2 separate regions of the Mus musculus genome follow, and region 2 is linked to region 1. A link is a loop called in an ENCODE intact Hi-C map of the cell type or tissue named here. Cell type or tissue: left cerebral cortex. All regions are shown on one strand.

Region 1 (8,000 bases):
CACATGGCCCATCCCTCCTCGGGGGGGGGGGGTGCGTGGGTGGGTGTCTGAGACTCTGTGAGGGGTCCCTCCCTACCCACTCCTGGGGTTCCTGCGCGGCTCCTTCCCACCTGAGTCTGCTTTTCAACATGGCCTGCAGATAAAGAAAGAACATGAGCAGCTGAGGCAGACCCAAGAGGGTGGAGACAAGGCACAGAACGCACTGAAGCGCCCTCCGGGCAAGGTCACCAGTCACCAAGAGAAGGAGGCCTGGGAGCCCAGCCATAAAGAGGCCACCATGGAGCTACTCCGTGTGAAGGACCGGGCCATCGAGCTGGAGCGCAGTGTGAGTGGGCTGCCCGCAAAGTGACCACACTGTTTGCAGGTGTCCCAGTATAGCAGACTGTCACTGCTGAGTTGTCCTGGCCCAGGGGGAGCACACCCAGTCTCCCGGGCTGAAGCCTACCTGCTGTGACACGCCCAGAGCAGATCCACCAGCCTCATCCCCATCGTGTTGGGTTTTCCAGAGCTGCATCCCAGCCTCTCCTCCCAAGCTGTATCTAAGCAAAGCTTTATTGACATGCAGCCGCACCTTTTATATTTGCACGTGCTCTGGCTGCTTTCCCACTGCCAGGGCAGGGGCAGCTTTCGTCGTTGGGACAGAGATAATGTGGCCACCAGACCTGAGAGTACTTACTCTTGGCCCTTATCAGAAAAAGGTCTCCAGTGCATGCTAAGTCCTCCAGTTCTGTTTGTTTCACAGCAGTGACTTCATGAAGTCCATCCCGATGATTCTCAATGGACAAGAGAGCTGAGACAACATTAGAGGCTTTCGCCAAGGCATGCTGATGAGGGGTAGCACCAGCCCGGGCCCTGCCTCTTAGCCTGATCAGTGGCGTAATAGATACGGCCTTTGTTAGTTTCCTGTTCCACTCGCTGTCTCAGGGATATGGACAGCTAGTGATGAGGGCTTGAGCTCTGTAGTCAGTGGGGGGAGTGGCTTCAGCTCACAGAAAAGTACTTTTGGGGTATTCCACACCAAAGGAAACAAAGGGACTCATGTAAGTGGCATTCGTGCCTGTATGCCCCAGGGCCCAGGCAGTAGTCCCTATATTGTCTCTGTAAATTCTATTCATTGTCCTTTTCCAAGACAGAAACTATTAACTTCCCGTACCTGAAGACCCCCAGCTACCTCTGCCCTTGAAGGTTCAGTAAAACCCCAGGCCCTATGCTCACCATGCTGTGTGTAACTGGCGCGTGCTTCTCCCCTAGAACGCAGCTCTTCAGGCCGAGAGGCAGCTGCTGAAGGAGCAACTACAGCACTTGGAGACTCAGAACGTGTCCTTCAGCAGCCAGATCCTGACCCTACAGAAGCAGAGCGCCTTCCTGCAAGAGCACACCACCACGCTGCAGACCCAGACTGCGAAGCTGCAGGTAGCAGGACGCTAATGGTGCCTCGTGGGAGCTGCAAGGCCAGGCAGGGGGACCTGGAGACAGGCTGGTTGCTAAGAGGCTTACTGTATACCGTAGATGTATACAGTCTCTTTTTAAGCTTGGTGGAACAGTTTCTGTGCAGTATACCTGTATTATGCTGATAGAGGGCAAATGAGGCTGTGACCTGGCTTCCCTCTGCTGGAAGCAGCCAGCAGGGCCAGCCCCTCAGTCTGCTTATCCTGTGGTCTATAGGTGATGGGGAAATGAAAAATTATTCATTAATGTAATTTCTGGGAAAAGTTGGAAAGTTACATATGGGGCAGAGACAATAAACAGGAAACTTACTTGGCAGAGAAGTTGGGTTTGTTTTGTTAAAATAAGAAAATAGGATGTTGGTTTGTTACTTTGTTTTGGAAAAAGTCTTTGTCTGGTTTTAATATAAGAGCAGTTCTGGCCCCTGTTCAGTTTTTAATGTCTTGGGGTTGTGTTAGAATACTTTAAAAACTCAGGTGGTCAGATGTGGCCCGTTAATAAAAGTGCTTAGCATGTACACAAGGTCCTTGGTTCAGGCCCCAACAGCACAAAAATAAATATGTAAAAATCAATTGGTTGACAGTATTATCTGGTACTCAAGAAAATAGGCTTTAAAAATAATCAGTAATGACATGCAAGGGGCTCACGTAGACGGAGGACATGATTTCTGGAGTTGGCTCAGGATGATATCCTTCTCGCAGCCAGCGTTTTGCCATGTTGGCCCCACTTCCTAAGCCAAGTCCTCAAGTTCCGGTAGCACTGTCCCCGGCTGGCCTGCCTTGAGGTCCCTCTGAGGCTGGCTGTTGCTGGTCATCCTCGGCCTGATCACTCGCAGGGCTCTCTGCTCTCCCTCCAGGTGGAGAATTCCACACTGAGTTCCCAGAACGCAGCGCTCAGTGCACAGTACACGGTGTTGCAGAGCCAGCAGGCTGCCAAGGAGGCCGAGCACGAGGGTCTGCAGCAGCAGCAGGAGCAGCTGGCAGCCGTCTATGAAGCCCTGCTGCAGGACCACAAGCACCTGGGCACCCTGTACGAGTGCCAGTCCTCAGAGTATGAGGCCCTCATCCGCCAGCACAGCTGCCTGAAGACGCTGCACAGGAACCTGGAGCTGGAGCACAAGGAGCTGGGGGAGAGGTGAGAGGTGGGGGGGGGCCTGGAGGCAAGGGAGGCCGAGGCTGGGGACAGGCAGGCTGGTGTGGGGAGACGGCCTGTGGTGGAGGCAGCTGCTGTGTTGAGCCCCTTAGGCTGTCACAGAGCTTGTGGTACTTTCCTAAGGGCCAAGTGCATCTCGTCTCTCCCCCACATTTCCTCTTGGCAGGCTGCTCTGCATTGTTGCTTGCACCTGAGCTTTCTCAAGGGAAGGAAATAGAGCCTTTAGCAACTTCTGCTTCCTTTTTGTTTGTCCAGCTGGGGATTGTGGCAGGGGACACTGGGGCCAAGGAGTGCCATGGCCCACGCTGGTTCTGGGTGGCCCAGTGTAGACACTTGGAGACCTATTCTCTAAGAATGCTTTCTCCTTCCTCCTCCGTCTGACCTACACCCTTGGGAAAATTCTGGCTACCATTGTGCAGGGTTGTGTTTATCCACACTTCAGAATCCCTTTTCCAAGTCTGAGGCTAGAATGCTTGCTTAAAGGAGGGGGCGGGGCGGGGGGACCAACCCAAATCCTCCCATTATGTTAAGTATTTAACGTGTACAACAAAACACAGAGTAACCCCACACCTCTGATCTCAGCACAGTTGGAAGGTCGAGAGAGGGAGGGAGGGAGCTGAGCCCTCAGCTGCCCCCCCCAGATGCCCACACTACCTTCATCCTTTAATCCACACCAGGTGCTTTTCTTTCTTTTTTTTTTAAAGGTATACTTTGCATATGTTGAAAAATACTATGTGCTAACTTTTCACCATAGCATCCCAGGTCCTGGGATGTGTGTCCTTGATTCACTCACTGTTGGCTGAGCTCCTGTGTCGTTGATTCACCCACTGTTGGCTGAGCTCCTGCCCATGCACCGAGGGTTCTAGATCCCTGAGCGCACATACTGAGGGTCCAAAGTCCTGTCTTGTCAGCTACTTAGTGTCCTTGGCTGGACATAGCTGGAGGCTCCTTCCGTCTGTGCACTGGGCTGTGAGTGTCTGTCACACAGCACTGAGTAAAGTCTGAGTTCTCATCTGCTACCTAACTGGACTCCTGCCATAAACTTACTGTCTTGTCAAAGGCTCAGTGGTAGTAAGCCAGACCCCAAAAGCCTGTGGGCTGAGTGTGCCCTGCTGAAGTGCCACACGGGGAGCAGGGATTAGGCAGGCAGCCCTGCTGGTCAGTCTGTGGCCTTTATTTGTCAACCTCCATGATTCCCCCACAATCACTAACTTAGGTGGAAGCCCGACGGTTCTCTCATCTCATCCCCCACCATGATGGGGCCACCTCTGCACTTTGGCCATTAAGTGACTTTCCTACTTGGGGCTCCAGTGAGATGATCCAGGTGCAGCTGATGTGGAGGGTGGGACTAGAGAAGAGACTGGAGACCCCAACCGTGCTACTGCTATGAACTCAGAAGAGAAGTGGGGGAGGGGGGAGGGAGCAGATTTCTGAGCAGGATGATTGAGGAACCTGCCTCAGGCCTCTCCTCTCACTGACTTGGAGAGTCTAGGGTGACAGTCAGGGTTTGTCACTTTTCTACCCTTGTGCTATGCTGCCCCCCAGTGGCAGCTGTGCAACCTGCAAGGATTGAGTGAGAAAGAAAATTCATCATGGCAGGGAGGTCTCACCCACCCACTCCCAATGCCAGGAACAGATATGTGGGCTCCCATACAGGAGGGTGTGAGGGGGGATTAGCTGCTTCATACACGGAATTTAGCTGTTTATTCTGTGGTTTCCTTTAGATCTACTGGTTCTTAATGAGCCACTTTGTAGCACAAGTCTCTAAAAGGTGTAGAGTAAAACCCTAATGCTCTCGGGCGGCCTACAAAAGGAGACAGGCCATGACAGGGAATAGAAGATGAACCTGACACTGGGGGAGCCAGTGATGGACGACCCCACTCTGGCAACATTTCTCTTGCTTCCCTGCCGTCCAGCCTCTCACCTCTCCCCAGAGAAAAGGTTTCAGAGGAATCCCCCCTCTTTCTGAGAGGGTATGTTCCAGTTTCCCGGAGTGTGAGTTGCTTGTGGTAGATAAAGCCTGGCCATGCTTCCGCCACTAGGCACGGAGACTTACAGCAGCGTAAGGCAGAGCTGGAGGAGCTGGAGAAAGTACTGAGCACCGAGCGGGAGGCACTTGAGCGGGAGCAGAAGACCAACGCCATTGCCACGAGCGAGAACCAGAGGCTTCGAGGAGAGCTGGACAGGTGAGCACAGGGGCAGGCACGCCCAGCCCTGGCAGTAGTGGGGGTGACATCAATAGCTCGTCCAGACCAGGCCTCTCTGAAAACCACTAGTGGAGGCTGGTGAACTCCTGGTCACGTGTTCTTATGAACTGCATGATTTTGGCTAGGGAAGGAGTGGAGGGCTGTGCTGGCGCGGGCTAGGTGGTGGTACTCAGCCAGTCCAAGGAAGGGATGGGTCATGTATCTGGGTAGGCATAGTCCCCTTCGGATGTGAGCCCAGCCCCCAGGAGCCACTGTGGTCTTCCTTAGTCAACAGATGCAGCCACTCACTAGGGCTTCATTGTAACCAGAATCTCATTCCTATTTGTGGATCTTTTGTAGACATGCAGAGCTCGCAGGATATTTGTGTCATCAGGTTCATCCAGCTGCCTTGTTACATCCCTCCCCTTACGAACAGGATCTGGTCCGTGCAGGTCTTTAGTGTTTAGTGTAGAGTCCTTATCTTGCTGTGTAAAACAGCCCTGGGGCACAGTGCTCTGGTGTAGTCAGTGTCTCTGAATACAGAATAGCAGAGAAAAAAACCTGTGTCAGATAAGCTTCCCTTGCCTGGAGGCTGGCTCGAGGCTGTTACATAAAGCGCCTTGGAGCAGGCACTCACCCAAAACTGCATTGTAAACCAAGGAGAGCCCGGTGTTCTCCCTAGGAGCAAAGTTCAGTGTCCACCAATTCCATGTTTGCAGCAATTTAATAGATCTGGACTGCTGGCTGCCGCCCCTTCCTGTTGTAGAGATGAGGAAATCTGGTAGCTCAGAGATCAGGTAACACTCAAGGTGAAACCTTTGGTTAACAAGAGCCAGAACTGAGTCCAGACCTTGTATTGTTTCAAGTCCGATTGGGGGAAACACTGCTTCCTTCCACGTCCTGGTGTTCCTTTATCCTAGCAAAGGGGCCCTGGCAAGCATTTAGGGAAATGCTGCCCCCTCGGGTGCACAGGCTGTGATTCGGAGCATTTGGACGGTCACAAACACTGTGACCTGTAATGGACAGAATTTGGCCACCTTGGGATCAGGTCATTCCTGTTTCCACTCTGTGAGGCCAGGTACCTCATATGCAGCTGGGGTTTTTAAGATTTACTTCTGTGTTTTAATAATTGTGTGTATCTGTGCGTGGGTGTGTGCACATGAGTGCAGCTACCCGTGGAGGCAGAGATGGCAGCTCTTCCTCTAGCTGGAGTTTATAGTTAGTGTGAGGTCCCTGCAGGGGTGTGGGAATCAGGCCCTGTGCAAGAGCTGCACGTGCTCTTAACTACTGAGCCGTCTCTCCAGCCTGAGAGTCAAGTTTTTGGAAAGCTAGCTGAATTATGAGAGTTAGGACGGCAATAATTGTATTGTTGTAGGTTTACATAGTCCCTTACCTACACATCCCATTTTATAATCTCAGGAGTTAGAAAGCCCCACCGAGTTGGGCACAGCATTTTTTTTATTTTATTTTTTTTTCAGTGACTAACTCCATATGTTTTCTTACAAAAGCGTAATTAATTATGAGTGCATCAGACCTGATTATTTAGGTAGGTTTCCAATTGGTTACCACCGAGGTGCTCGCACCACTATTACACTTGTAAGATTATCAGGCTGTGCTGGTGGCTGATGTGGTTCATGGGCATCACGGCTGGGTGGGACTGTTGGGCACAGCATTTTAGAGAAAAAAAAAATTCTCTGTTTTTCTTTTATTAGCACAGCTTTTTGTTTGTTTTGTTTTGTCTTTCACTTATACCAGAACGCCTAAACTATAATGTAAAAGGCCATGTCTTTTACAATAGGCTGAGATGTCTTCTTCGTTTCAGTAGACATGAGCAAAACGGCCTGGGTTCGAGTGTAGCTGCCTAGGTTAGCTCCTGGGACTGGATGAGCCAGTGGTTGGTGACACAGAGCTGGGTCACGCTGGCTGTTACGGGAGGCAAAGCTCCTCAGATAATCCCTCTGTACAGAGAGTCTGGGGACAGCAAGTAGATTCTTCCTCGTCTCTGGGAGGCACAGTCCACGATGTCCTTTTGTGTTCAGTGTCTTAACCTGGTTCTTGTCCTCCTCCCCCCACCTAGACCAGTATGGCATCAGGGATGTCGTCCTAGAGCCCCAGAGCACAGTTAGAAAAGCAGCGATTTTTGCTCAGTGTTCTTACATTATGCACAGGTTGACTTTGCATGCCTGCACCTGTCAGAGCAGAGACAGGACCCACAGCGCGGGCCTTTCCGTCTTTTGGAGTGCGTTTTAGCCCCTCTGCCCCATGGCTTTCCAACCCTAGGATCAGCTTCCTGCACCAGCAGCTGAAAGGGGAGTATGAAGAGCTGCACGCCCACACCAAGGAGTTGAAAACCTCGCTCAACAACTCTCAGCTGGAGCTGAGCCGCTGGCAGGTGCGCTTCGACGAGCTTAAGGAGCAGCACCAGAGCATGGACATCTCTCTGACCAAGATGGACAACCACTGTGAGGTGAGACACTGTGAGGGACCAGCCTCCTCCCAGGTAGCTTCTCAGAGACTTGAGATGTCCTTGAAGCCAAGGTTAGATCAGAGTGCCACCTGTGGTAGGAACATTTCAGAAGCCACCTTGTCTGATATTTGCCCCATGAGGTTGGCAGTGTCTCCCATTGGTCCTTCGGGACATGGTAGCACCATCTTTGGTAACCTCTTTCAGTAGACAGCTACATGGGCAAACTGGTCTGGGTTTGAGGGTAGCTGTCCAGCTTGGATCCTGGGGCTGGGGGATCCAGTGGTTGGTGACGCAGAGCTGAGTCAGAAATGACCATTATGGGAAGCAAAGCCCTCCTTTAGATAGAATTTCAGATAGCTCCCGTTGAACAGAGAGTTTGATTTCTGAGAGACCCACTGCGAGTAGGATGGGAGCCCAGTCTCTGCCTTCAAAGCCTCTGGGCCTTCCCACCACACCACAGTGCTGTCCTAAAACAAAATCTGTGAACTTCAGCCCACAGGCCAGGCCCTCCCTACCACCTGCGCCTACTCAGCCCACAGACTAAGAACAGCTCTCGACATTTTTAACAGTTGGAACTAAAAATTCAAATGAACGATACTTTGTGGCTAGTGAAAATTACGTGAAGTTTTTGTCAGTGTGTGAGTGAAGCTTTGTTGGGACACAGCCACTCTTGGGTTCTCCAACACAGCTTTTATGCTACAAAGGCACAAGACGGAGGTGACTTGGAGAGCCCAAGGTCTTTCTAGTCT
Region 2 (8,000 bases), 420 kb before region 1:
GTCCCAGATGTTCTCTCCGTGTGTGTGTGTGTGTGTGTGTGTGTGTGTGTGTGTGTGTGTGTGTGTGTACATGTATGTGTGTATATGTATGTGTGTACATGTATGTAGGTATGTAGGTATCTGTTTATTGATTTATCTATTAATTACCTAAAAATATTCACACAAGTAAAAATTTTATCTTTGGAGTAAAACTGAACTTAAATAAATTTCCTTTTATGTTGTAAAATGTGCCTGTTTCTTTTTAGATCTTTTACTGCAAAATCCCCATTCTCTTTGTTTCTCTTTCCTTTTTTTTTTCTTCTTCTTTCTTTCTGGAACAATGTCTAATGTAGCCCAGGCTGCTCCTATCTCATTATAGAACTGAAATTGACCTTGAACTTCTGACTCTCCCTCCTTTACCCACCAATTGCTGGGATTATAACTGTGTGTTACCACATTCAACTAAAAAGAAAATCTTTGTGAAACTTTACTTACATAATTAGAAACATATCCTGCAGACTACATGCAAACACTTAGAACATTTTGGTAACTGCTGTGATAGTGATTAGTAAAGATACATACAACAGGTACAGAGCACGAACTCAATCATCATTGCTACTAATCTACAACATGACTTTCAGATTCATTTGTTTCTGGCAAATTATTTGCTAAATATTTGTTTTTAATTATTTTTGTATGTGGGTAGAGACATAGGACGCCCTGCAGCTGGAGTTACAGACATTATGTGAGTTGCTTGACTTGAGTTCTCTATAAGAGCAATATACTCCTTTAATACTGAGCAATATCTCCAGTCCTGAGTTCATATAAGAAAATGATCTTAGTCAATTGAATTCAGTATACCAGATGTGATGGGAACAAAAAAGAACATGACAATGGTGAATGTGAACATGCCTGTGACTCAACTCCTTTTCCAAATTCTCCTGGCTATTTCTCATGTGAACAGGCTTTGCAATCCACTCATTTTTGAAAACCACTAATAAGAGAATGACTTGTAAGATAAGCAGAGGAGGGAGAAAGCCATACTTAGTTGCCAGTTTTTCCTCATATTCACTTCAGTCATGGTAACTAAATATGGAGGTTCTGCGGAGACTTTATCTCTTTCACTGAAAATTTCCAAAACAACTGGGTATTGTGTGACTGGAAACTTGAAACGATGAACCTAAAATACAAATTCCATGAATGCGTATAAGAATGGAAAATTCAATACTATCATTTCTGGCCAGGAAATGAATGAAATGTTTGCAGAACCTTGGCTATTCTAAGTGGAATGACTCTTAGGATCACTGCCTTTCAGACATGGAAATGGTCTATCACAACCAAATTCTTGAAAATTCCAAGGCAGCATACATAGTAATGAGATTCATAACTTTTAAAAACTCTGAAGTTAATATACAAAGTGATATGTGTCACTATGTAGTTTTCTTATACACACACATAATCTTACATATACATATCAGGAACTTATCTTCCCTAACTCTCATTGTACATTGGGTTTTTGTTTTGCACCCTCTTCTCTGAAATAACCTTCTTCTCCCCAAGCAGAGCTTCTTTCTGCTTTTGTGTCACAGAAATACTCTTATCTGTCTACCACAATTGAAGATCTTCTACTCCTCTTATGTGGTTGCTTTTCTACTTTCTACTCCCCCAATATAAATTTAAGTGTAGTCTTCATATGAGGAAAAACACAGTACTCCTCTTCTAAGCCTGACTTATTTCCCTAAACACGATGATCTGCAGTACCATCAAAAGGTATTTTCCTGAAAATATCATGATTTCATGTCTTGTTTTCTTTAGTGCTGAAAAATGCTCTTGGACAAATATTGTCTATCCATGAGCATTTAAGATAGTTTCATTTCTTAGTGATTGTGAGTACTGCAGCAATAAACATGTGTGAGCATACATCTCTGTGGTGTATTGACTAAGTCCTTAGAATGTATATCCAGAAGAGGCACTGCTAAATCACATGAGAGAGCACAGATGAGTAACCACCAGTTTTGATTCAGTAAATGGCCAAAGAGGGACCTACCAGGAGCACACAGGACACAAGAACCAGGAAACAGCTAGGGGCAGGGTCCTTCTAGTTGCCATTGGTGCCTCAGAGCTAATCCTGTGACACAGCTCTCCACATCCAAATCCCATCCAGAGAGAGCTGGTCTCCCAGGAGTACTGACATAACTAAGAGCATAAGGTCACAGGCACACAGGAGGGACAGGCTCCAGTCAGAGACAGCAAGACCAACTAACACCAAAATAACCAGATGGCAAGAGGCAAGTGCAAGAACCTAAGCAACAGAAACCAAGGTTACTTGGCATCATCAGAACCTAGTTCTCTCACCACAGCAAGTCCAGGATACCCCCAACACACCAGAAAAGCAAGATTTGGATTTAAAACCACATCTCATGATGCTGATAGAGGATCTTAAGAAGAACATAAATAACTCCCATAAAGAAATACAGGAGAAAACAGGTAAACTAGTAGAAGTGGTACTTGGGAGGAAGAAAGGAGTGGGAGCGGGGGAAATGGGGCAGGATCAGGTATGGAAGGAGAAAGACAGGGATGATATACAGAGGGTCAGGAATTTGAACAGACATGTTGAGCAATGAAGGATGGGGAACTGGGGTCGCCACCAACAAGGCCCAGATGCCAGGAAAGCAAGAGGATCCCAGGACCCAACAGGAATGAGATTTACTGAAATGCTCAAGGAGAGGGAGAACATGTAGAGACCATATCCAGAGGTTAGTCAAGGCCCCCAATTGGTGGGTGGGGCCACCCACTCATCTCCAAACTTTTAACTCAGAATGACTCCTGTCTAAAGGAAATATGGGGACAAAGTATAGAGCAGAGACTGAAGGAAAGGCCATCCAGAGACTGCCCCACGTGGGGATCCATCCCATATACAGACACCAAACCCAGAGCCTGACAAGTACAGAGGCAGATGCTCATGGCCAACCATTGGACTGAGCCTGGAAATCCCAATGGAGGAGGTAGAGAAAGGACTGAAGAACTGAAGGGGTTTGCAACCACATAGAGAGAAAAACAATATTAACCAACCAGATCCCTCCAGAGCTTCCAGAACTAAACCACCAACCAAACAGTACACATGGAGGGACCCGGTTCCAGACACATATGTAGCAAAGGATGGAATTGTCTGGCATCAATGGGAGGAGAGGCCCATGGTCCTGTGAAGGCTCGATTTCTCAGTGTAGGGGAATGCCAGGGTGGTGAGGTAGGAGTGGATGGGTTTGGGGAGCACCTTCATAGAAGCTGGGTGAGGGGAGCTGGGATAGGAGAGTTTCAGAGGGGAAACCAGGAAAGGGAATAATATCCAACAAACCAAAATGAATTTGAGTGAGTTAAATTAATTTATTAATATTACTATTACTAGTGTTAATTGTGTGTGCGCTAATATACATGTATCTTTCTTTATAGTGTTGCATGCAACAAAGAGTTCAGAGTAGGTATTTTTGTTTTACATTAGAGATAAGTTTAGATAACTAACTCTTCCATGTACAAGAGTCAGATCCTTTCAGTGGTGTCATAGTTCTAGGTCATAGTAGATGTTATTTCCACATGTGAAATTTTATTTTGTTTTTTTAAAAAAACATTGGTTTTATGTAAATGGATTTTTGTCTCTAAGCTGAGTCAATACACTGCCAGTGGAAGCCAGAAGAGGGCATCAGATCTCAAGAACTGGAGTAATAGCAGGTTGTGAGCAGTTATGTCTAACTAAAAGGCACAATTCCCCTCACAGGAACAGGAAGCCATTCCATCATGAGGTAATACAAATTGCTTTACCTTTTCTTTGCAATCTGAGAAAGCAACAGCATGGGAAAACTTTTGATGTTCTGAGCACTTGCACATTGCCCGACTGGTAACATTAGCACACTGTTTGTATTTGCCAGTTTCCTGTAGGCAGAAGCAACAAATGTTGACTTGTTTTTATAATTTGTAGTTTTTTCCAAAATGAGTGTTTAGAAAACATTTATTCTCTGAATAATAAAGTTTCAAGAATTTTAGAAGAAAATTCATTAATGATAAGATAAGAGGCATTGGGGGTGTAGATTTTCATAAAGTGCTTATCCAGGAGATGAGATGAAGAAAATTGTAATGAAACGATATTTCTGCATAATTCTTTCAGGTTATTCATGGACATTTTATTCATAAACATTGCAAAAAAGACACAATTTCCTTGTTATGACTTTTCCTTTCACAGTAAGTTTCTCTGACTTGTGTGCACAAGGTTGTCCAATGGGAGACAGGTTGAAGGTATAAAGGGTGTTCCAGGGGAACTAATAAAGGAGATTTTGGAAGTATTCTCATGAGCTTGCTGTGGAGTTCTCACCTGCTCCTGGAGTCTAAGCCATTGATTCTCTGCCACCCCATCCCCAACCCATGAGGCTGAGCATGGTCTAGAGGCAGATGGTCCAAGGTATAAAGCAACAGGAGGAATCAAAGGAAAGTAAGGATATCTAAGCAAAAACAACTTATGTCAATGGAGGAACTTGGCATAGTAAGAAGACAGGTTCTTATCTTTGAAAGAAATTGTAGTTGGAGAACTCAGTGTCTTAGTGACTCACTGTTTAGAGCAGAACTTCTGGTCACAATGGGGTGTGACATGTGACAGAAGATGAAGGGGTGTTCTTGCAGCTGCAAAGGCCTGACTTGGGAACATATCAGAGAAACAGAAAAGAGGCCAACATGCCTAGGCTAGAGTGAGCTTGGGGGGGGGGGGCGGTGCGCGTTGGCTGTCATGTTGACGCATGATGAAAAGACAGGGCAAGGAGAAGGGGAGGTCTCTCGTCCCAGAACCTGATATGGATTTCTGTTTGGCTTAGTGTCTAGAACTTCAACACACCTGGCAAAATCAAACTACAACTTGGATTTAGAGCAGAGACAATAATCCTTTTTCTGCATGGCCTGTCACAGCAGAATTTAGGAATAGTGGGCTTTGTTTGCTTAGGACCAGAAGTCGTGTGATGTTTGAGTTTAACTATATTAGCACTCTATTCTCACCCTGAAACTTGACCAATGAACTGCACAAACCACCTAACATCTCATTTACAAAAGGAAATTCTCCTTTGACTAGCCAGACTGGTCAAGGCCTTGGCTTTACATCTCACAGAGAGTCATCTGTCTTTGTCTAGCATGCTGGAATGTTGTTCCCAGTACATCAGTCCAAAGGAAATATATAAGGGAGATAAATCAACAAGTACAGCAAGCTTTTTAAAAAGCCTCCTTATAAAACTTTGAGTAAGGCTAAATTTTACTTCATCTTTGACATAGTTGTAAATCGCATCTTTTAACAATGTAGTTTCATACATTTCAGAAATAATATGACACTTAAGGTCCCTGTCTCTGAACAACAGTGCTTAACAATGGTTAAGTGTAAGGTATATCCCATGGCTTCCTTGTCTTTACTGTCCAAACTGAGCGCTCCCTGGGTCTGCCTCATCCTGGAATGCTCTTCTGTGGCATAGTCAAGATTCCAATTTTAGTTACTGGAGATCCCTAAGGGGAGACTACTCAGGCTTTGTCTTTCTGCCTCTCACTCAAAAGAATCGGGTATGATGTAAACGCCACACTTTTGCTTTGAAAGTAATGGGAAGATACCAAATAGTTCTTAGCAAAAGACATGCCAATTTGGTGTAGTATGTCTATGTTTGTTTACACATCAGACACCAGAGGTTCACCACCAAGTACCCTTTTCTCTGAACTCTAACATTTCCCTCTGATCCATCATGCTCTTCTAACCTCCAGATAGGTGGCTGTCCAGTTCCAAGGAGACAGCCTATCTTCTAAGCATGATGTAGCAGGAGTTTAAATGTGCCTATGCTAGCACAAGTAATTGTTGAAGTTAAGATAAAGTTGTAAGTTCTCTCCTTTGAAAGCACAGTGCTCTTTGTCTATTTGTCTCCTTTGAGACTTATTTGGGAGCTGAAAAGTCAAGGAGAGAGTCCATTGAGACTTCTTGGCTGGAAAGTAGTGTCTGAGCATAGGTGAAGGTGAAATGCAGTGGCTGAAAAGGGGACAGCAGAAGTCCTTGAGAAATATGAAAAATAGCTGAAATATCTCACTGAGTCCTCTAACTGTGTCCATCTACAGTATAAATACTCTTTAAAAACTGTAAGTAAGTATGTATGCATGTATTAAGTATATATGGAGTGTTTGTGTGTGTGCACATGAGTATACATGTGTGTGGTGAATTTGCGTGTGTGTGTGTGTGTGTGTGTGTGTGTGTGTGTGTGTGTGTGTGGTGAGTTTGTTATGGTGTGTGGATAGAGTCCAGAGAAGTTCTTTCCTTCTACTACTTCCTTAGGGTCAATCTGAGATTCAGGCTTGATGGCAAGTACCATATCAGCTAACCTATCTAAATGAGGACAGTGATTTTTAAAATATGAACCAAACACTGCAGAAGTTCATTTATAGACAAATTATTTACCTTTGACTTGTGAAATTGATTTCTCGGTATGGGTTTGCTAGGATCTGCATGATAAAAATTATCTGTGAGTGGAATAGAAATTCCCATGTGGGATGGAGGTCTGTAGTTTATCTGCAAGGGATTAAGTAAAGGAAGAGGGCTATGTGTTATTATTCATCACCTCATCAGTGTTTTGTCTTTTCCATACAACCGTTCTGAGCAAATACTTCACTTTCAGCTGCAGGTACTATAATGTATTTCATCACTTCACATTCTCTCCCACTCAGTTTCTGTAATTTCAGAGACCTGACTCTGTGATATATAATTTGGATTTTGTAAGTAGGTGAAAATGACATTTAGTACTTAAAATAGGTTTCATTACGTTAATGCAGTGTGTCTAAACACTTTTAGTGAAGAGTCTCAGTGATGCAGTAAGATCAGTTTCAAGTTTTGATTATTTGTTTTCCATCACAGAACTAGATGTAGTACATCAGCTCATTTTTAGTTTGTTTTTCAGGCACAATGTTTTATATTATATTTTCCATTTTGTCTTTAAATCAGTAAAAGAAACTGGGTCCTAGAAGCTGCAGTGATCTAAGCAGCAGCAATTTTGTGCATTTACCTTTGTTTGAGTATGTTTAAATTATCACAGATGGCACACTTGCAGGAAATTCTGCACCATATGAACTAATTGTAGTAAAGTTATCTACCCCCATCCCAGGAAGAAAAAAAACCCTATTCTGGAATATAATTTTCACTGAAATGTAATCAAACTTCATTAAGTGGATTGTGACAAGATTATAATTGATGTGAAAATAACATTTTAACATTCAGCCATCAACTTTAGAAAATCAGTTCCTATGTAAATTTGCAATTTTTAAAAGTATTATATTCTATCTTCATATTAACCTCAGAATTAAGGCGTAATGAGCATGGGGGAAAAAGGAAAAGAATGCACTCGAGTATTAAGTCATGTAGGTAGAGTGCAGAATTTCATAGGGCCAACAAAGTAACAGTCTATATTGTTTACCTACACAGGCCAAGTAGAATTTGCAATTACCAGTTGCACTAAATGTGCCAAATAAAGCTTCTGAATTGACATTATAAGGCACCACCTTAATTTCTCTAGGCTGCAACTATGCATAATTTTAAAATAGTTTCTTAAATTTATTTTTAAAATATAACATGAATAATATATAACAATAGAATAAGTATCCCAGATTTTGGGAGGGATGAAAAGGAAGATATTCAGAACCCTTCACCAGAATGCCCTCAACTTGATCATAGTAGATTAATGATGTGCTTTGTGCACAGGGTTAGTCAATGATACCGGTTTGATGGATCTTTCTTCTGCACCAAATCCCATTGAGTTATCTGGTCCCCTTGGCTGATAAAAAAAAACATTAAACATGGAGCACTGGCATCCTCCCCACATTAAAAACAAAAACAAAAAAAACCAAAAACAAACAAACAAAAAAAAACAAACAAGAAAACACCACAACTAAATAAAAAGCTGGGCAGATGGCTCTATTGGTAGTGTCTGCCACTCAATGTGAGCACCACCCTACATTTGGATCTTGGT

What was found. Hi-C counts contacts between places; a loop is a spot of excess contacts. Peaks named below come from ENCODE experiments on the same cell type or tissue, not always from the same donor. Only the 100,000 strongest peaks of a DNase experiment are listed, where the experiment ranks them.
Region 2: a loop joins it to region 1, with 15 times the contacts of the local background. A loop is called at or near these places in 3 of 42 quality-filtered maps.

What each region holds. Positions count from the first base shown.
Region 1 is chr12:100,932,410-100,940,409 of GRCm38, reverse strand. It overlaps Ccdc88c (coiled-coil domain containing 88C), which reads left to right. Exons shown (of 30, transcript NM_026681.5): 18 at 140-325; 19 at 1,252-1,413; 20 at 2,303-2,580; 21 at 4,641-4,784; 22 at 7,065-7,251. It overlaps A630072L19Rik (a long non-coding RNA gene), which reads right to left and starts at 2,306. Exons shown (of 5, transcript XR_003950128.1): 1 at 1,759-2,306; 2 at 1-1,659. In left cerebral cortex, a CTCF peak has its summit at 4,145 (motif pointing left); DNase peaks (open chromatin) are centred at 4,146, 5,118 and 5,335.
Region 2 is chr12:101,357,344-101,365,343 of GRCm38, reverse strand. No RefSeq gene overlaps it. Among named protein-coding and RNA genes, the nearest start is that of Catsperb, 43 kb to the left of the region's middle. In left cerebral cortex, a CTCF peak has its summit at 3,657 (motif pointing right); a DNase peak (open chromatin) is centred at 3,682.